Linked DNA regions of Homo sapiens: region 1 is linked to region 2. A link is a loop called in an ENCODE intact Hi-C map of the cell type or tissue named here. Cell type or tissue: psoas muscle. All regions are shown on one strand. Each heading gives the region's core, and the rest is flanking DNA. Links, peaks and the distances in the headings are about the cores only. Region 1 overlaps ELAPOR2 (endosome-lysosome associated apoptosis and autophagy regulator family member 2). Region 2 overlaps ABCB4 (ATP binding cassette subfamily B member 4).

What was found. Hi-C counts contacts between places; a loop is a spot of excess contacts. Peaks named below come from ENCODE experiments on the same cell type or tissue, not always from the same donor. Only the 100,000 strongest peaks of a DNase experiment are listed, where the experiment ranks them.
Region 1: a loop joins it to region 2, with 2.8 times the contacts of the local background. A loop is called at or near these places in 23 of 110 quality-filtered maps.

The regions. Positions count from the first base shown.
Region 1 is chr7:86,933,540-86,946,187 of GRCh38, reverse strand. ELAPOR2 (endosome-lysosome associated apoptosis and autophagy regulator family member 2) reads left to right here. Exons shown (of 22, transcript NM_001142749.3): 4 at 1,142-1,289; 5 at 4,084-4,170; 6 at 6,073-6,178; 7 at 7,228-7,380; 8 at 7,974-8,062. Among named protein-coding and RNA genes, the nearest start is that of ELAPOR2, 120 kb to the left of the region's middle. In psoas muscle, for the core only: a CTCF peak has its summit at 6,789; no DNase peak of the experiment used is centred there.
Region 2 is chr7:87,412,594-87,421,401 of GRCh38, reverse strand. It overlaps ABCB4 (ATP binding cassette subfamily B member 4), which reads left to right. Exons shown (of 28, transcript NM_000443.4): 19 at 1,327-1,404; 20 at 2,782-2,865; 21 at 3,887-4,090; 22 at 7,685-7,785. Among named protein-coding and RNA genes, the nearest start is that of ABCB4, 59 kb to the left of the region's middle. In psoas muscle, for the core only: a CTCF peak has its summit at 4,537 (motif pointing right); no DNase peak of the experiment used is centred there; H3K27ac peaks cover 986 bases.

The DNA.
Region 1 (12,648 bases), core at 4,662-9,661, 480 kb after region 2:
TGTGTGTGTGTGTGTGTGTGTGTGTGTGAGAAATGGTATCCCTTTGTTTTAATTTGCATTTCCCTGCTGGATAATAATGTCAAACATGTTTCATGTGTTTATTGTTCATGTGTTTATTAACTTTTGTGAAGTCAAATTGTTTTGCCCATTCTCTACTTTTTTTTGGTCATTTGATTATTAAGCTGAAGGAGTTCCTGTACATTCTGGGCATGGGTTCTTATGTGTATATATTTATATAATAAATATATAGTATGTGCACATACACATACACACGTCTCCATGTGTGTGTAACACTTCTTCCCAATTTGTGGTTTTTGCCTTTTTTGTTTTCTTAATAGTGTCCTTTGATAAGCAGAAGTTTAAAATTTGAAAGAATACAATTTATTATTTTTTTCTGCTGTGGTCATATGTTAGGATATCTTTGCTAACCCCAGGTTGCAAAGGCTAGAAATTACTGTATGCATCCTTATGGTAACATAGAGTTATTATTGTACCTTTATATAATGTTAAATTTTACAACAGCATAGTTACATCTATACCCTTATCTTCATACTATTGCCATATATTTAGAAACATGTTATAAACCCTACAATACAATGGTATTATGTTTTAAATAATTAGTTGCTTTTAAAATAACCTTACAAAGATTTAGGAACTCAAAGCCAAGTCCATCACTGACAAGTTCATTTCACATGACACACAGCTTCCTAAAAAATTAAGGTGAAAAAATATAGCTTTATATGTTAATCTACGTATTTATCATTAATGGTGCTCTTTCTCCCCTTCCATAGATTTGCCATGTGTATGGGTTTACAAATAAAACTGCAGATATCTGAAAGAATAATTCCATCTAAGGCTACTAAAATTAGTTATCATCTATTTGGTAATCAAATTTTGGGTGAAAAATAACAATTTCTTAGCAGATTAATCATATAACCTTAAAAAGATTTACGAAGTTATTTGCCATAAGAAATGGACCTCTTCTCAGTAATAAAGTTGGCCTTTGAGTCTGGAAAAGCTTCTGGTGTTTTCTGCTGTACTTTGCTGATGGAACTACTCGTGAATCTGAGTTACATAGTTTTGTGAATAGAAGAGGTTTCAGAACATTAATGTAAAGTGCTTCTTGGTTTTGTTTCCACAGCTCTTCTTGGATCCCTCGTGGAAACTACATAGAATCTAATCGTGATGACTGCACGGTGTCTTTGATCTATGCTGTGCACCTTAAGAAGTCAGGCTATGTCTTCTTTGAGTACCAGTATGTCGACAACAACATCTTCTTTGAGTTCTTTGTAAGACCTTTTGTATTCTGGAATTTACTTTTTAAGGGACATTCATGTAAATTTCCCTTAGTCAGTTGTTCCCATTCCACTTTATTCCTCCTCAGTTTTTTTTTTGTGTGTGTGTGTTAACTGAACCTTTTGATGTTAAAAGAAAACTTTAATCTCTTTTTATAATATTTTGTTTCCTGGTTAATATTGTTTCTTTACCTCCAAGATCTCACCTTGCAGCATAACATTGGGCTTGGTTAACTTTTAGTTATGCTCATTATATAACCATTTGGTTTAGACTTTTTGTGTGACAAATATTTCCTCCAAGATTCATGTTTACATTACTTTTAGTAGCTACAGATAGTATTCTGTCAAAACTGTGTTTTTTAAACCAATTTTAGTTTTCACTTAAAAGTTTTTTTTCTCTTTGCAATTTCAAGTATTTTTTTGCTAACAAAAATTATTTAAGTGTATTTATGAGCAATTTTTTTTCAGAAGTAGAAGTGGCTGCATGTTTCTGATTCTGTGAATTTAGTACAGTCTAAAAACATCAATGAATGGGATACTTGATGTCTTTGAAAAGAAATTAAATAACATTACGGAAGATAAGATAAAGTAATCATCTAACAAAATAAGCTGTTACCACTAAAGTTACTTAACCATTAGTAATAAACAGTATCTAATCTAGCAAATATTTATCATGACACAAATGCTTGAGCAAATGTTCTCAGATTGACTTCTTATACCAAACCAAGTGTGTGTTGTGCTTATAGATGGGAGACTATCTTGAAAAATGTTTCTGCAGTCCAGATTTCAGAAACAAATGTACTAAAAATTTTAAAACAAATTTGTATTGTTGGAAATGGGAATTTCTAAATCAGAAGTTTGGTAGCAAGAGAGATTTTTCATGGAAATATGAGCTTTAGATTTGAAGTCAAGAGATTCTGGCTCTAGTTCCAACTCTGTAATTGTTAACACTGTTATTGAGCAATTAAGTGAACCTTCCGGCACTAAGCATTCACTTCTATAAAGTAGATTATGTGACAATATCTTTTAAGGAGTCTCCTAGTACTAATATCTTTTGATGAGTTTAAAATGTTAAGCAACATTCAAACAGATTTATGTTTAACCTGCATTTAGTTTGCAAAATCCTTCTGAGAGTGAACAATTCCCTGTTTCATTGGATACTTTTGGCAACATTGCTAAAACTGAAATAAAGTTAAGAAGCAAAGCAGTTATCTAATTGTGAGAATAAGTGTTTAGATTTGTATTGCCCAATAAGTTCTTTGAGAGATGTCAATAAAGGTACCCTTAAGGCATAAAGTTTCATTAATTCCTGTCAGCGATGCCTTTGTTCTGGTTATAATCTGAAAAGGGATGGCAAATTCATGTTCCTTCTTCTATTGATGTTTCAGCTTTAGAGGTTGCAATTTATTGACTCAGAAGGTCAAAACTTCATGGTCATCATACTAATGGTTAATGGAAAGAAAGTGTTTGTAGATTGAAATATGCTGTTCTCTGAGAGTTGTACATATGGGCATTGCATAATTGACAGCAACAAAGTATTTAATTTTGGAACTATATGAAACTTTCATTCAGCCCTTCTATTTTTTTTTTTAAATGATGATGAAGCTGAAGCCTAGAGAGACTAAGTGATTAGACTTAGGTTTTACAGGTCTCCAGAATGCCAGTAGAATGTCAAGATAACATATGACGTCTGCTTTCAGTGATAAAAAAAGCTTTCAGTTTATCTACACGTTGACCATTAAAGGTATATTCAGGGTCCACATCTGCTTTTAAGTAGCTTAACACTTGCATTAAAATGGTCCTTATGCTTATAAAGTGAATATGACACTTAAATTCAATTAAAGTAAGTACCCTCAGTAGCTGATATTCTCTGGTATTTGGATGGCAATAGGGTCTATATTTTAGTTAGTAAGTCTTTAGGGAATAGCTCTTAAGGAGAACATTTTAATATTTGTAAATTGGTTGGGAAGAGGAGTGAAGAAACAAAATGATTTAGAGATGAAAGGAAGAACCATTTCTTTTGGTGGGAATATAGATGATGAGATCTTATTTTAACTCTACTCTGTTGCTGTTTTGCAATATTGGAAAGGTGGCCTAACTTTTTGATGTCTCTGTATTCATTGTAGACCTGGAAAAGTAGTGTCCCAACCCCTTGACATTTTGGAAGAATTGCCTGGAAAGCAAAAGGTGTTTGGTGTTAAAGATATCTGTAATCATTTGAATTGGCATGGCAAATGATTACCATTTACCCCCAAATAAAAATTTGGAACTTTGACTTTGGCCATAGCCACTTACTTTTGCATTTGGATTAAGTCCTAGGGAATGGAAAACAAAGTGGACTTTATTTATTTTTAATTTAAAATTTTACTGCTGCAAATATTATAAAGAACAGCTTTGTTTATTTTTATACTATTGGGCCTGCATGGTGAATGCAAGCTATGAAAAAGTTTGGGTAAGTTGGGTAGTTGTTTTATACTTTGTCTCCTTTCTGTGCATTGTCAGTGTTAGTCACAGTGTTAGTGTGCATTGTCAGTGTTCTCCCACATTCCTCTCTCTAATGAGCTAGGCTTTTTGTTACAATGATGAAGATAGTTTACTTAGAACCTCTCAGTCTTATGCAGTTGTCACTTAGGCTCCAGAGGTCTCGGTATGTTTACTTATTGAGAATTACTCATGGCCATTGTTTAGAAGGTATTGAACGAGGTTCTTGCAGTCTGTGCTGGGTACAGAATTTAATTAAAGCTGTTATTCAAGACACTTTACTAGGGCTCTTGTGTTTAATCCACAGATTCAAAATGATCAGTGCCAGGAGATGGACACCACCACTGACAAGTGGGTAAAACTTACAGACAATGGAGAATGGGGCTCTCATTCTGTAAGTCTCTTTGTATTTCCTTCTTCTTTGCCAATTTTTCCTTCTTCTTTTTTTCCCCAACCTTTTCTTCTTTCCCAACTTCCCCTTCCTTTCATAACGTTTTAAGAAAAGTATATTTTAAGAAAAAATATCAAAATTAACTATTAATTTAGATGATTTCTGGTTACGGAAAAAATTACCCCTAGCTTCATGGACTCAGCTTTCAATTTTCAGGGTCTTTTTCCTACCTTTTTCTTTCTTCTTAGTTTCCTTTTCCTTCCCCTTCCCATTGTAGTCTAATTTTCCTCCCTTTCAAAGGGGCATCCATGAGAAAGAAGGCTGTTCAAAACTAATATACAAAACATTTGAGTTTCTAAGTTTACAAATGTGCCTGTCATATGTGATCGAATTAGTGGCTCTTTTCATTGGAAGGATCTGTGAATTCCTTTTATCTTTCTCTGCGCTGTGCCCAACAAGTGATATTCAAGCTTGTTTTGTTGGGTACTGTGCTGTCTCCATTTGTTGGACAGCTCTGTTTATCACAAAATATCTCTTTGGAGCCTCAACCTGCCTCCTACCTATTTGCCACACATTGGTTAAAATTCTACCTTCTCTGGTTACATGAAGTAAAGTAACTGCCTGCTTCCTTACAGGACAGCTCCTTAAATGCTTGAAGGCAATTACCAGGTAACAATTCAGTGAATCTGTTATTATTTGAGGCACCATCTCTTTGGAGTGAGAGAGACATGGATTTAATATCTAACTCCGGTTTATAGTTGTGTTTCTTTAGGCAATTTGCTTAATCTCTTTGTGTCTGATGTTTTCATTTGCAAAATAGGAAAAATCTTGCATGATTAAATCAGAAGATATGTGGGAAGGGCCTAATATAGTGCCTACAATATAGATCAAGCTCTATTTCAATAAGTGACCATCAATCCTTGTCTTTGTGGTTGTAGCAGGTACCTCATCCTTGGGTGATTAATACAACATACCCTTTCAGAATATTTTTAAAAATCTGTATACCTGAGAATAATATTAATAACATTTAAGATCCGTATACCTTAACACCCAGTCAGCTGGGCTTTGAAGGTACAAGTAACCCTTAAAAATAAATATACTTTTTTTACTTAAAAAGGCTTAATACAAGGGAAAGTGCTTAATGCACTACTTTTACTTAATGTACTGCTTCACTGAAATAGTTGGGTGGATTGTAATTTTATACAGCTTGAATTTGTCCAGCCAGAGACTGTATAGAAGAATAAGGGGGGTAAATAAGAAAGCAAGGAACTCTTAAAATTAGTTCACTTACCTGTATGAACATGAAATTTATGAGAAAATTAGTTTGATTTTATAATTAGCAAAATATTCCAGTAGCAAAGGAAACCAATACTACATATAGTATTATTAATGTTCTAGAGTAAGAGAGTTAAATCAGATTATCCCTAAGAACATTCCTATTTTTTCTTGTTACTGTAGCAGTATTTTTATTAAATATATTTTTAAAAAGAAACAAACTCATTCTGTTGCCTTTTGTTTTCAGAACTCAAAGATCTTATAAATAGTGGCAACTTATAAATATACAAGTGGGCTGAGGGACTTTCACCCTCTAAAATGGATTCCTTTTAAATATAAACTAAGACTTCATGCAGATGGTTTGAGAATCATTTTTTGTGTTTGTTTAGACTTGAAGATTTCTTCTTCTTTTCTGTTTAATGTATTTTGTGGATTAGCAAACTCCATTTTTTTTCTTTTAAGAAAGTGTAAACTTCAGCGGAGGTTAGGTCAGAATTAACAGTGGACTTAAATCTGTGGGTTTTAAATTAATGGTGTTTTATTATATGGATTGAAAAAGTATGTAAGGGAGTAGCTTTTGGAAATGGCATGGCTTATCTGCCCTAAGTGCCTTTATGTTTCTCTTTATAGGTAATGCTGAAATCAGGCACAAACATACTCTACTGGAGAACTACAGGCATCCTTATGGGTTCTAAGGCGGTCAAGCCTGTGCTGGTAAAAAATATCACAATTGAAGGTATTTCATGGCATTCTGTTTTAGTAGTCACCAGTCACATCTTACAGTTAGTTAAAATATTTATTAAAGTTTTGGTTTGGCTGGCTCAAAGATTTATAGAACAGAAATTAATATGTTAGGGAATCATATAGGTCTGGAGACCCTGGTTTTACTCCCAAGAAATCGACAGTTGTTTTCTTTTTTTCTTGTACCCTTGAACTAAATTATTTAATCATTGCAAAAAAAGTAAACATGATGACAATTTTAGATGTCTGTAAACAAAAACAAAATGTCTCTGTGTTAATAAGACCCCATTATTCCTCCAAGAAATGTCTGTTGTGCCAGACATTGGGCTTACCAGGGAACTGATGACCTAGTCACTGCTATATCCATAAAAATAACAATAAACATCTTGACCTGACTCTTTCCTAAACCTTTTATGCTTCTCTGAGCCAACCGGGTAATTTCTGGCCCAGGAGAGCAGTCGGTGAACCCTGGCATGGTTCATTCTCAATTAGGAGTATTTTTCATTAAAGCAGTGATTCTCCTTTATTAAACTTTGGCTTACGTTTTAATATGTTCATTGTGGGCTTGTTCCTGTGAACAATGTGTTAACTCATTAGTCACTAGGACATCTGCTGGCAAAGACTGGAATTACAAACCAGAGGAGAAGTCAAGCCATTCCTAGGTCTTACCTGTGACTTAATAAGCAGTGGAAAAAAAAGGGAACAGGTTACCATAAGGATCAGATAATTATAGCCCTATAGAATTGGAGGGAACCTTAGGGTTTATCTCATTTTTGAGTTAGTGGAGTTGTCTTTTGACTGCTCAGTTAATACAAGTATTATACCTCTATGAAATCTTCATCTCTTATTTGTTTGCTGACTTGATTGTGCAGTTCCTTGTACACAATAAATGCTTTCTTAGTGCTGGATGAATAAGATAAAAGATTTGGGCTGACCTTACTGTTCATATATCTCCCTCACTTCTGGGTAGAAGCAGAAGTAGGTGCTGATTTGCTTATTGGTATTGGGTCCCCCTCCCATGCTCTGTTTTTCATTACTGCACAGGGGTGGCGTACACATCAGAATGTTTTCCTTGCAAGCCAGGCACATTCAGCAACAAACCAGGTTCATTCAACTGCCAGGTGTGTCCCAGAAACACCTATTCTGAGAAAGGAGCCAAAGAATGTATAAGGTGTAAAGACGACTCTCAATTTTCAGGTAGAACTAGTTTATACTCTGCTTTTTTCTTTCTAAATGTATGTTGGTCAAGTGTACATTTATAAACCAGAAGTCACCCATAAAGTATGACAGCAGTGGTGCCTGAAACCAAAGTGCTGGAGTGAATTGATGTTGAATGGATAAAATATGACATCTTATCCGTTTCTGCATGACTTTCCCCAGTATAGGTCTGTGATTTGTTTTTCTATTCCACACCCCACAGGTAGCTGCTATGGATATGTTTATACTAATCTAAAAATGTTTATACTTTTACATGATTTGTTGGTGTAGAGACGTATATAGAAACTTTTAATTTGTTCCAAATTTCCAATGTATAGTGATGATGGAAGAAATCTAATATCTTCTGGGAAAAACTGTGATATACTACTCCATGTGTATCATAGAAACACTTATTGCTCTAGGGAAAATAAAAATGTAGGCATTTATTTTCTTTAGACCTAGGTAGTTCTACCTAAATTGCCCTGGTAAGTTTATTTGTACTTTTTAGTTGCTTTTTCTGTTTTGCTTTTTTGCCTTTTCTTAGAGTTGCAAAATAATTGACCCATTTCTGAAACGCTTTTTTTATGTTGCAGAGGAAGGATCCAGTGAGTGTACAGAGCGCCCTCCCTGTACCACAAAAGACTATTTCCAGATCCATACTCCATGTGATGAAGAAGGAAAGGTACCAGCAGTGTTGCATCAACTCCATCCCATATTTTTGCAACCTTCTTTCCAATTTGAGCAGACTCTAATTTGTTCGTGAGAGATATTTATGACACACGTATGTAAGTGTAAAGAGGAAATTTTAGAGTTTAGGGTTTGAAGTCTGCCTTCCTGGCTTTGAATTTCACATATACCATTAAGTCCTGTGGGCAACTTATTTGATGTCTCTAGGCCTCAATTTTTTTATTTGTATAATATGGATGATATTGGCACCTACTTTATAAAGCTGCTATAAGAACATTCAAGATATTTAATGTAAAGTTCCTAGCCCAGTGCCTGTCACATAGTGCTCAATAAATTACTGCTACTTTTAACAGTTACATTTTTTCCAGAAGTAATAACATGAGAGAGAGCACAGCCTTAAAATGTGTAGTGTGACTCACAGGATGGAAAGTTCTTATAACTTCTCTTTAATTATTTGGTTACTCAGTATGTTTTGTCAGTAAAAACCATGCAGCCATGGGCTATTCGGTTATGGCAGATTACTGTGTAATTGCATTGAGAAAATGCAAGTAAGTACCATATAAATGGCACATAGCCAGAGGAAAAATGCACACATGAGCTCTGCAGTTGACCTGCTCTCCTCTTAATTAAAGAATTAGCCTACAGCAGCCTGTGTCAGTGAGAGGAAACTGAGATCAAAGTGGCTGCTATGGAGCGTTGCTTCTTTATGTTTGCATCTTTGAAATAATGACATTTATTTTCTTGACTTAGTTTGGAAAGCATATATAGATGTCAGGGAATTTATTACTTTCTTCTCTTGTTTTTGCATCCCTAGATTCTAATCTAGATTGTTATATTAATATTATCTTAGGTCCTTAAGTTTTTTTAAGGAATATTACTTTGAATTGTTAAGAGCAAGTACATTCTAGTTTAAATTAGTGGCAAATTGCAATGATAAGAAGTACAACTATTACTTTCAGTAAGAACAGTAACTCAAACTAACAGCTGTTAACTGACAAGGAGTTGTAAAGTAAGGTCCTGATAGTCCTATCATAATGCCAAATAAGGGCTATTTTTTAGAAAATATATGCAGAGAGGTACCATTAAGGTGAATTGAAAAGTAATTTGGATTATGTTTGTTTAGATAAACTTTTCTTGGCTAAACCTGCCTTATTAATAAGTAAGGCAAAAGTCAATTTAGTTTATTTTATGTAATAATCAGTTCATCGTTACTGAGGGTTAAAGGAATGGGATCTAATGTAAAATAGGATCTCGTCTTATCTACAATGAAAATATGCAAAAGCTGTATTTTTATTAGTTAATTACATCCATGAGTATAATGGCAGTAAGTAGTGTGACAAAATCTGTTTGACCTGGGCCTAATGGATGCAAGACCGTATATTAAATGTATATGCAGAATACGCACATATGCATAGACACATATATGTATATGGGTGTATGCACAGGCATGCGGTGTACACACATACACACAAATTATGTTTTTCTGTTGTGTCTGAGTGAAATTTGAACATGTTCTTGGTATAGAAGAAAACAATGTGCTAGTACTTTATAAACTCAGTGTTTTTTTAAGAAAAGTGATTTAAGACATTTCAAGATAAATGTTTCTAGCTTCAGAAGTAAAGCAATGGGGACTTAGTGAAATAATATATGTAATGAACTTTAGATTGCATATGTGAATTTGAAATTTTTTGTGGTAACATTTTCATTTGTTTGGTTTCATCTTTTAAAATGGCATTTTAGTGGGGTAAAGTGGCATGCACCTGTAGTCTCAGCTACTTAGGAGGCTGAGGCATGAGGATTGCTTGAGGGCAGGAATTTGAGGCTGCAGTGTGCCATGATGGCACCTGTGAATAGCCACTGTACTCCAGCCTGGGCAGTGTAACAAGACCTGTCTCTTTATATAAATACATAAATAGATATTTTATTCTTGCTGAGAATAGCCTGGTGATTTGCCAGTGGTTTAATGATGTTTCTCGGGTTGTTCAATGACTATGTTTTGGTTCTCTCTGTCCTGTTATGTTCTCTTTGATCTTATTTTGCCCTACTTGGAGAGGATCGAGTTGATTGACAAGGAAATCAGCTATTGAGGCATATAGATTCCAAACATTACCATCGACATGACATAGGAGTGTTACAAGTTTTCTGTATTTATTTTGAATCTTAGTTTAAAATAGATTGCTTAGATTTCTTTCTGCCTGTGGGGGAAGTTTTTCAGGAAAATTTTAATTGGTAATTGAAATTATTCTAATCCTAATTAAGAGATTCTTATAAACATCATGAAAAATGTGGAATGGCTTGCTCATTCATACTTTTAGTAAATCTTTACTGAGCACTGGTTATTTACAGAATACTGGGTAAGGAGGGCAGAGCTAAGGATAGAAGAAAAACGTAAATTTCTCCATAGATGTAGAGCAGTGGCTGTCAAACATTAGTGTTCATCAGTCTCACCTGGAAGGCCCTGTCCCAGATTTTCTAATCTAGTAGGTCTGGAGGAAGGCCTGAAAATTTACATTTCCAGGAAGGTCCCGGGTAATTCTGATTCTGCTGGTCCAGGATCTCAGCACTTAGAGAACCACTGGTCTAGACTCTAGAGGAAGAGATAAACAGTCAATCAAATAAAATGAATTATTATTTCCAATTGGGATTAGTGCTACAGCAGAGAAGTTTGAATTTTATGAGGTTCTTACCCAGTCTGGGAAGGCCTCAGTCTGTTTTTAAAACTGGGCAAGGCCAAGGAAGGAGAGCATTTTTGATAGAGGGAGCGGGATGGTGAAGACCTGACATGGGAAGGAGCATAGTGTATTTGAAGAACTAAAAGGATGTGTGACTAGAATGTGGGGATGTGGGCAAGGGATTGCATTAGGTGCAGTTAATGACATAAGCTATTGCTAGAAAAGGCATGGTTTCATAGGGCCATATTAGGAATTTTGGCCTTTGTCCTAAGAGCATTTAGAAATCACTGCAAGTTTTTTGGTATCAGAGTGATGCAATGTGATTGGATTTATACTTCATATAGATCCCTTTGGCAGTGTTTTATATACAAGATTAGAAGGGGACTAGAGAGGATATGAATGAACACTTAGAAGTCTCATAATGCCCTTCTCCCGGTGAGAGAAGAAGGAAGTGAATGATGGTAAAGGGAATAGACAGAAGAATATGGATTAGAGAAATAGGAAGTAAAATTCACAAAATGTGATGGTTGATAAGATGGAGGGGGAGGAAAGTGTTAAAGGTGGGTTGGTAGAGGTACTATTTGGTTAGAGAGAAGGTCTGGAGGCGAGGAAGGAAAGACCATGAGTACAGTTTTGACCAAGTTGTGAGATGGGGCAAGAGGAGATATTGGAAGGGCCATTATGTACATCAGTCTGGAGCTCAGTAGAGCATCTGGGCTAGCTATGTGAATCTGAGAATTATAGCAAATAGCTGGCAATTAAAGCCTTGGGGTTGGGTAAAAGTTTGCAGGGAGATCATAGAGTGGGCTTAGAAGTAAGCTAATGCTAGGAGAGATGAACAGGGATGGTGCCTGAGGAAAATGGCTGGAGAAGTGGGAGAAACCAAGGGAGTTACTGCCATAGAGTATTTGCAGAAATTAGAGTGGTTAAGAAGGCTGATACTCCTGAACAGTCACCCTAGATGAGGGCTGAAAAGTATCCATTGGATTTGGCAACATTGAATTAAATGGTGGCTTTAAAGAGCCATTTTAAAACATGGAAACCAGGTTGAATTGGGTGAAGAGATACAAGGATTTAAATCTTCTAATGTATACAGTAAGGCATTCTCTCACCAGATATTTGTGGGGCTTACTACATATCAAGTTGTGTAAGGCACTATACAGATGCAGAGAAGTAAACAAACATGGAGAATTACTAGGTATTCTTGGCCCATGCTTAGGTTATGAAAGTCTCAAGGAGACAACACATTTTTATATGACATTGTTCCCGGTGGTAAATAAATGAGGTTTCCTAAATGTGGCTTACTTGAATTAAAGCTTAGTATATGCAAAACAGAGATGTATAACATAGATAAATTAAAGAATATTCACTTCTCAATAAACATTCACTACAAAATTATCTTAAGTACTGAGTTGAAATTTTTATGTATGTTTTGTTTAAAACAATTAGTGCCCACTTCTTACATAAAATGAGGTACACTTATATAGGTGCACACAAGCACATATACAAATTCAGTGTTTGATGTTTGAACTCAAAAGAATACTGATCAGGGATTTTACCAACAAACCTAGTCCCCTAGAAGATGGAATCTTTCCCTGTTGAGTGTCATGAAACAAATACATGAAGCTGAAAGTGAATGTCAAGCAATGCAAGCTTTATTCGAGGGTCATGGAATTGAGAAGTGGGAGCATGGCTCAAAAATCAATTTCTCTATTAGTGAGGGGTGAGGGAGTTAAAATATAGGATTTCTCTAATGAAGGGGTTGGACATGAAAAGCAAGGGGAGGAATATTTATGTGTTTTCCAGAAATCGGCGGTAAACATCCTGGAACTAGAGTGCTGCCTTCCTTTTTGTCCTTTTATGGCTTCTTTGGGCCATTGTCATGGCCATTGTCATGGCACTGGTGGGA
Region 2 (8,808 bases), core at 1,442-6,441:
AGAAAATGTGTTTCAGGGGCCGCAGGAACAGTGGGCTGATGCATAGAACCTGTAGCAATCCGCCAGCAAATGGAGGGGGAGGGCAGTCTGGTCCTGGACAAGGAACACCTGGGGCCGATTCACTGGGTGCACTGATCATCTATCCCCCTGGCTTAGTAAACAGTTCTGATGTGCACTCCCCCGTGTGCCCTCGGCACGGCTACCCCAACACTCACACTGTGGCTGGAGACTCACACGTCCCAGAAGTAAGCCCACTTCTGGATATCTGGACTCCTCTCCAGTTTGGATGTGGTAATTAGAAAGTAGGAAATTGTCCCAAAGAGGCTGGGGAAGGAAGAGTACCCTGATTGTTCCCCAATCTGAGTGCAGGTGGAGCTGTGACCAGGAACCAGCATACTCATTTGGATCTTGTTTCTAAGGTCATCCTTCCTTTACACTGCATGAGCCAAAATGAATTCGTGTGTAGGACTTTGTTACTTCTGTATTTAACTGGTTTATTGGAAGTAGTAGGAACACACTGAATTTTGTAGTTAAACACAGTATCTTTGTCACTGAGATGTTGTCCTTCAAAGTTTTGAAAAATAAACCTATTTAGAATGGTTTAGAAGCCAGAACTGGACACCTTTAAGATTTTTGGCCTTTGATTGTAATGCATACTGATGATTTTGCAGTACATGAATTTGACGTGGGGGCTTTGAATTCGTATTTGGTCCTGGACTTTTGTTATTTAAATAGTTAACATACAAATAATGTAAAATCAATGTGAATATAGGCACCTGTGTCAGAATACTAGCAACTGTTACCCACACAACGGGCAGGTTTGGTCACTTGGTGGGTTTCAACCCAATGACCACATCAAGGAGGATTTAGCAAAGGAATTTTATAACTTGTCACAAGTGAGAAGCTCACAGAGCTTAGTTCCCAAAGCAGTATCTCCCCAAGCTGGAGGCTGGGTCAGGTTTTATAAGCGTATGGTAATGAAGTGTGATCTGATTGGATCTTGCAATGAAGTGATGCCGGGAAGCACCATCTGACTGGATCCTGCCATGGGGTGGTGTCAGAGCTCAATCTGATTGAATCCTGCATCCTGCCATGTGGTGTCTGCTTCTTAATTCAGTCCCTGATTCTTGTTTCGGAGCACTTAGGTTCCTGCTATGGTTGCATGCTTGATTCATCTGGGGCTGCTCAGGTTATTAACATGACTTGAGGATCCGTGGCAACTGTAAAACAACTCATAACTTTGCTACATAAAAGTTGAACATGATTGGTCTGGTGCAATTACATACATAAAGATCAAAAGAGACCATAGCCTTTTTTCTCAACCAGGGTTTCACGTTTGGGAAAGCTGGCGAGATCCTCACCAGAAGACTGCGGTCAATGGCTTTTAAAGCAATGCTAAGACAGGTAGGAGTGTGCGCTGGAGAATGCCTTCTGATCTTTCACATTTCTTCCATATTAAGCTTCTTACTGTTCTTATTGTTATGTCGATATGCATGTTTTCCCCCCAGGGTATTCACGCAAGGATGGGGCAGAGTCCTGCAAATTGTCCTGGTCCTTCAAGAGCTAAAGACTTCTCATGTTTTTTTTGTTTTTTTTTTGTTTTTGTTTTTTTTCATAGAAATAGGCTTTATTTGGGTAGCTTTGGCTTATTCTGTAAATATCTCTCTCCATGTAGACACTATCATTTCGAAGACCTGTATCTCTTTTCTGGATCCTGTGCAGGCCCTGGTGAGTCCATTGAGACTCCAGGATGTCTTTAAACCAAGAAAAACCTAGTTGATAGCATTTAATCTCATGTACCACAATCTACCATACTAACTGTAGGTATCCTCAAATGTTAATAATTGAGTTTTGTTTATTTCTTATTTGAGGTCTATTTTCACATTAATTCACTTGTTTGTTTATTCAAACATTACTTATCATGTACCAGACACTGTGCTGGTGGCTGGTACTGTATAATCCATTATTTGCTCTCCTCGTAAGTTCACATTCTAGTGCCTGACATAGGAAAATATGCAAACATGAATTATCTATTTTTATAGAAAATGCCTAAGAGAGGGCCAGAATATTATCCATTCAATTGACAGGAACTGATTACATTTCTGTTCACAAATGGGCACATAGTAGGTAGTATATTCTGATTAAATCTGTCTACAAATCCTATTTCAGTATCTCCTAAACTCTTGCTATGCAGGAAAAATTATTTTATGTGAAGGTAAAAGATGCCATGGATGAGTAGCTTACAATTAAAATTAAGTCTCAGACATGCTTCTTTTTTTATCCCTGTGGCTAACTGGAGATCAGACACACTTTCAATCAGTGTTTAACAAAAAATCAAACAAAAGCTTGGTGAGAAACCAGTGCTTATTTTCTCCTGCCTAGAATCTATCAGAACAACATGTCCAAGACAGCTCCACCACCCTTTATGAGAGACAACACCATATCAGGGCAGAAGTGTCCATAGTGAAAGACCTGATGATTGGGTGAATGGAATGCCTACCAGCCTCCCAGCCTTGGGAGGAGCTGGCAAGGAGCATGGCAGCCATCTGGGTGAGCCCTGCCCCCCTAGACCAGAGATGCCCTCCCTGCTACCACAGAGCAGTCAGGAAGCTGGGTTCTGCTAGATTCTGGGGGTGTGTGCTCAGAGCAAGGCCAGGGACTCTACACTGCATATGAGGTCTCCCCTAAATTTCCTCAGCATTGGAGCTTTGGGAGGCTTTGTCTGGTTTTCTTTGCTTGTTTTAATTTTGAACTAACATAAACGTGTATTTTATGCCATAGGACATGAGCTGGTTTGATGACCATAAAAACAGTACTGGTGCACTTTCTACAAGACTTGCCACAGATGCTGCCCAAGTCCAAGGAGTAGGTAGACTGCACTCTACTTGTAGTTTTTTACATAACATGGTTTTAGATAAGCATGTAGCATACCCACACTTGTTAAGATGCTTCCAGCTAGAAATAGCAGAAAGCTCAAATCAAAACTGCTGTAAACAATAAGCAGAAGATTAAACTTCAAGGTTGATTGACCCACTGCCCCCTCCAGATTTAATCCAGAATCCAGGTTCCCTCATTGGCTTTGGCTTTATCCCAAGGCTGATTCCCTGCAGTCACAGGATGGCTGCTAATAGTAATTAGAACTACAGGCTTCCTTATTTCCCATCCAGTGAAAGAGAGCACACACCTCTACCTCAACCACCAAACAAAAACCCTTTGCTGAAATCTAATTTGGGCTAATTTGGGTCACATGCCCCACCCTGAACCACTGTCTCCAGGGGATGGTGGTGTTCTGAGTGGCCTACGTCCCCCACCCCTTTAGCTGAGGTGGGTTACTTTGCAGCTCACTGCTTCCACACAACAGGAGAAGGAGGAATGGATGCAGAGAGCTGACTGCAATGTTGCTACAGCCACCTTTGTTTTCTGAGTGGTACAACACTAATTCATCCTTATATGTGCTTTGTGGTGGATGTCTCTTAGGACACGTACCCTTTGTAACAACAGATGGTCTCTTTCCCTTTTACACTTTTGAATTAAATGGTCTTTAAAATTACCCAGGTACATTGGAGTTAGTTTCCTCTTTGAACATTGCATCTATGAAAAAATACATGCACCCCCAGTGCCCATCCACAAAGCAGAGAAGTTGATTACTTGGTTCTAGAATGTTGGTTCAGGTGGGCAGGAGAGGAATGAGAGTGTAAAGGCACAATGAAGAAATGTCTGCAGAGCCTCATGAGTTAAGCACAGGTGTTGTGGGTTTATTGTAATGAAAGTAAGCCAATGTAGCTCAGGCATAGAACCCACTCATCATTCTGACCAAGAGGCTAAGGCTGGAGCGCATGCATTTGGAGCTTAAAACTACAGTTGCTTTGTGCTTTTTCTCTCCCAGGCCACAGGAACCAGGTTGGCTTTAATTGCACAGAATATAGCTAACCTTGGAACTGGTATTATCATATCATTTATCTACGGTTGGCAGTTAACCCTATTGCTATTAGCAGTTGTTCCAATTATTGCTGTGTCAGGAATTGTTGAAATGAAATTGTTGGCTGGAAATGCCAAAAGAGATAAAAAAGAACTGGAAGCTGCTGGAAAGGTAGGTCAAATAAGATTTCAATTGGTGTTAAGTGTTGTTTTTAGACATGTGTTTTATTTGAATTATTTATCATGATATGCAGGCTTTAATAATTAAATGTTTGTGCCCACTACAACTAATAATTGTCAATTGTGTATGAAATATTTTACTGTATTAATGTCTAGAACTTAAATATAAGGTGATTAACATAAAACGTTGAGCCTATAGAAAGCACTTAACATAGTTATGATAAAGAACTTCTGAATATTCAAAGTGCATTTCATTTTACTTCATGTCCAAATGCTACTGTTTGGACAAATGTCATCCCTGTTTCACAAACCTTCATGCAGAAGACTGTAAGTGAATTGTTCAGGGTCGGACATGTGCTGGCATTTAAGAGATCCTCTTCTTTTTGGCTGTGATTTCTATAATTAAGATGGCAGCCACCAGATGGCAGTAATGCCTCAATTTTGTGGTTCTCACTATAATGGCAATTGGGCTTAACATTTACTTGAGCCTTACTACGTGCCAGTTATTGTGCTACATATTTATATGCACCAATTTATTACATCTTCACAATAATCCTATAAGGCAGGCACTATTGTTATCCCAATTTCAGAAATACAGAACCTGAGATTCAAACAGAAGTTAGAGATTTGGCTGGGATTTAAGTTCAGGTCTAGTTTCAAAGCTCTTACCTCTACTATATGGTCTCTTTATATGTGTTTAAGTGTCTAAATCTACACATAAACATTTTATTTACAAGTACATGCACTGAAATGTTCACATGTAGATTATAACCATGAACATTCTTAGTCTTATTTATGTAATTATTATCCTTTATTGAAACATGAGGAAGTGAAGCAGATAATAAATATAAATTGTGATATAGGTTTTATAGCATTGCACTTTACAAAGCCCTTTTACAAGCATTACTGCAACTGACCTTAACTAGTTATGAGAAGTGGAACAGACAGTATCTCTATAGGGAAGAAGGCGTCAGAGACTGGGTGAGTGACTAGCTTCAGAGGCACCATATTAAGAGGGAAGATTAACATTCGGACTAACCATGTTTCCACTAAACCAATTATGTCTGGTGAAATCCTTTCTTGTCCTCTTGTAATCAGCATCAGCTGCCGCTGCATGCAGCGTTAGGTATAATAGTATCTCCAGGTTTCCATCAGAATTCACTCTCCTCATTTTCACGCTGCATCCTCTCCAAGACTTGGAGCTTGCTAGGACAATATGTGGTTCCCAGGACTTGGGAACCCCTGGGTGTCTAGAGTTCTTGAAGATTCTCTTGGCTGCTGGCTGTGGGTACTTTAGGGCATCATTTCCTTGACTTCTGAGTGTCTCAACTAACTGCTGAAGAAACACTGTGTAGCTCTGTTTCCTCCCCTGCCCCTCAATCCTGCTTCTTTCCACATTTCATATGGGAGAATGGTCAGTTGGATGGAATGAAAATAAACTTTTCTTAGACAAGTTACATGATAGAAAACATCTTGAATCTAGTTAATAGTCTTAGCTCCATTAATTGTTAGAATTTTGTCAGAGTAGAGCAGGTAGAATTGAGCAGTATTGAAACAAAACAAAATCTTGGGTTATTAGCTTTGGTCTTGCTATTCACAGTGTGTGAGGCTGGAGAAGATCCCCAACTTCTCTAGTCCTCATGTCCTACCTTAGTAAAATGAGAAATTGTACCAGATACTGCCCCAAGTTCCTTCCAGCTAAAACCCTGTTATTCTAAGCATCAGAGATTGAATAACTCAGACTGGCCAGTTTAAATTTTTTTAGTAGCTACTTTAACCTAATAGGGTTATGAAATATGAAAGATTAAATATGAAATATGAAAGATTTTAAATATGAAAGATTAAAAATGTTTTAAATGTTAATATCAGCAGTTCAATCATAGTTTAATATTGTTTACTCAGTCAGCACTTGCTTAAGAGTCGGAAAGAAGGTTCTAGAAAAACCCCAAATCACTATTTAAAAAGAAACACTCTCATTTACCTGGGTACAGTTTCATCATCATTAAAGTACAACAGGGTTTGAGGTATTCCCATCCCAATTTTCCAAAAAGGGCTTGGTAGTGAGGGTGTTGGTTACTGGGCAGGGAGTGGGGAGGGAAGACTGCCTCATAACCATCTTGACCCAGGGCTTGTCTGGTCACTGAGATTAAGGGCCCTCTGTGCCACAGCTAACCCGTAAGGGAGTTGATCCATGACTAGAATGTCAAGAGGAGTGTCAAGTCATTACTGGTTTCTCCTTGTGTAAATTACACAGCAGGGGTAGCAGAATAGCATTATGGCTTAGGAACATGGACTCCACATCAGATAGTCTCAGTTGGAATTCTTGCTTTGCTACTTATTAACTTTAGAACTTAAGGCAATTCAGTTAACTTCTCTGTGCCTCGGTTCTCTCATCTGTGTAAATAGGAATACTATTTCCCTTTCAAGGTTGTGAGGCTAAATGAGATCATATTGGTGAATGAGGTAATACTTGGACATAGTAAAAGCTCAGTAATTTTTCTCTATTCTTGTAATTGCTATCTGTTATATCTTTATTACAAATGAAAAATCTATGGTTATTCAGTCTCAAGCATCACATATCTTCCTTTCAGCTCATTGCAGAAGCTAAGAACTGAGGTAAAAAAAAAAGTCTTAAAGCTGTTAAAAACCTAAAATTAAGATCTTATGCTCCATGTGCTGTTGGTTTAGATGACTCAACTACAGAACTAAGATTTAGACTAAATAGCTAAGTCACAGACAATCAACATTTGTCAAGGGTGGTTTGGCTGTAAGAATCAGAGAACTGCTCTGGCTGGTTTGGGTAAAAGCGATTTGATATAAGGACACTCCAAAGTGCAAGAAATACAGGCAGTTTGTGTGTAACTGGCTCTTACAGCCACAGGCTCTAATATCTGAGTCTTCCTATACATCTATTCCATTCCTCGGATGCTGTATATTCAGACCAGCTTCTTACACATACCCAATGTGACATCAGCCTCTGAAGCCCCAGGGCCTCACGGTTCAAACTTGTGTCCAGGGCCAGGAAACCAAATCTGATTGACCCAGATTAGTCAGATGTCTGACTCTGATTTAATCACGGATTTAAAGCATGCTCATGTTGTTGACAATTGGGATCTCCTTCCCATTGTGGGTGGACAGCTTTTATAAGAAGTTATACTCAGGGAGGAAATAATTGGCAGCTCCAATAGGCCCTTAGAAATCACAGCCTAATCCTTTCTTTTAGGACTCTGCCTTGTGAAGAAAGCCAGGCCACAAAGGGGTTGTGACTAAGGCCAGTCATGTAACTGCCTGGTGGCAGGCTGGGAATAGAACCAGGCCCTTGGTTCCCAGGCCACAGTTCTTGCCCTTAGCTGATCAGCCTTCCTGAGCATACAAAGACTTGCCTACCATACTTAGCACAGCCAGAAGTACCAGTTTTGTCATAAAGCTAGTCTTGAACAGATTATGCCTTTGGTTTTTAATTTAAAGGAAATTAAAGCCTATCAACGTAACCTTCAGGATACTTTTGACAGAGCCCTAGGGCTTATTTTTCATTATTTCAGAAGTGAAAACACCACTTCTAATGAAGGTCTATTCTGTGTTACAGATTGCAACAGAGGCAATAGAAAATATTAGGACAGTTGTGTCTTTGACCCAGGAAAGAAAATTTGAATCAATGTATGTTGAAAAATTGTATGGACCTTACAGGTAATGAACCATATGATTCCTGCTAAGAACCTAGTGCTTTCCTAAGGCTGAATTATTGTCCCAAAAAGATAATAAAAGCTCTGCTGCTCCAAACAATGATATGACTATAAGGGTGGCCTTTTTTCAACAATTCTGTCACTGAAAATAAGTAGCTTTTTGATGTGACTAGGACACAGAATTATATTTTTTACATCTTATGCAAACAACAAGAATAGGTCTCCAAGACGTAAAAGATATAGAGAATTGCACAGTCTTTGGTTATCAGTGCAGGCAACATAAATAACCTATCTGGGTGACTTAAGACAAACATTCCTTTAAGGAATTGCTCAAACCTTTCTTTGCAGTGTGTAGACTGAACCAAAAGTGAGACTTGCTATTGGGTATGTTCCAGAGGAAAGTATTTCATTTGTTCTCTGAATGAGGACCAGATCCAACCTACTCTGAAGATAAAGAAACACAGACTATTTCAGTGGTTTATAGTTGAGCAATTCAAGAAACTCCTAATGGCACCATTTGCCACTCATTTCCACTGCAGCCTGATTTTATAAATGAGTATGTTTTAACACAAAGTTGAACACAACTTAGATTACAATTTTGCAGACTGGAACAGTAGTTTTGAACACTTGCAAATTTGAACAGATATCTTTGAAAGTCTCAATTTATGCCATCTCCTCAGTTATGCACACTTCATATGATACTAAATAACATGCAGCTACACCTTTGTGTCCATTTGTTGTTTGACATAAAACATGTATGCACCATTAATGATGACCTGTTTTTAACTTCAAGGAGGGTTAAGGAAGAATAGAAAGGTGAAGCTAATTATGAACTTGGTTATAATTTAAAGATTCAATAGCTTCACAGAATGCTCAAGTTTTGTAACACCATGTTCACAGCACATAAGTTAAACCATCCAAATTAGTAATACTTTGAATTTTTCCTTTTGCCAAAAACACCCTCATATTTGAGAGTAACTCAATTATAGTTCTTTTGGAGGATTCAGAAGCCAATAAAGTATAGCAT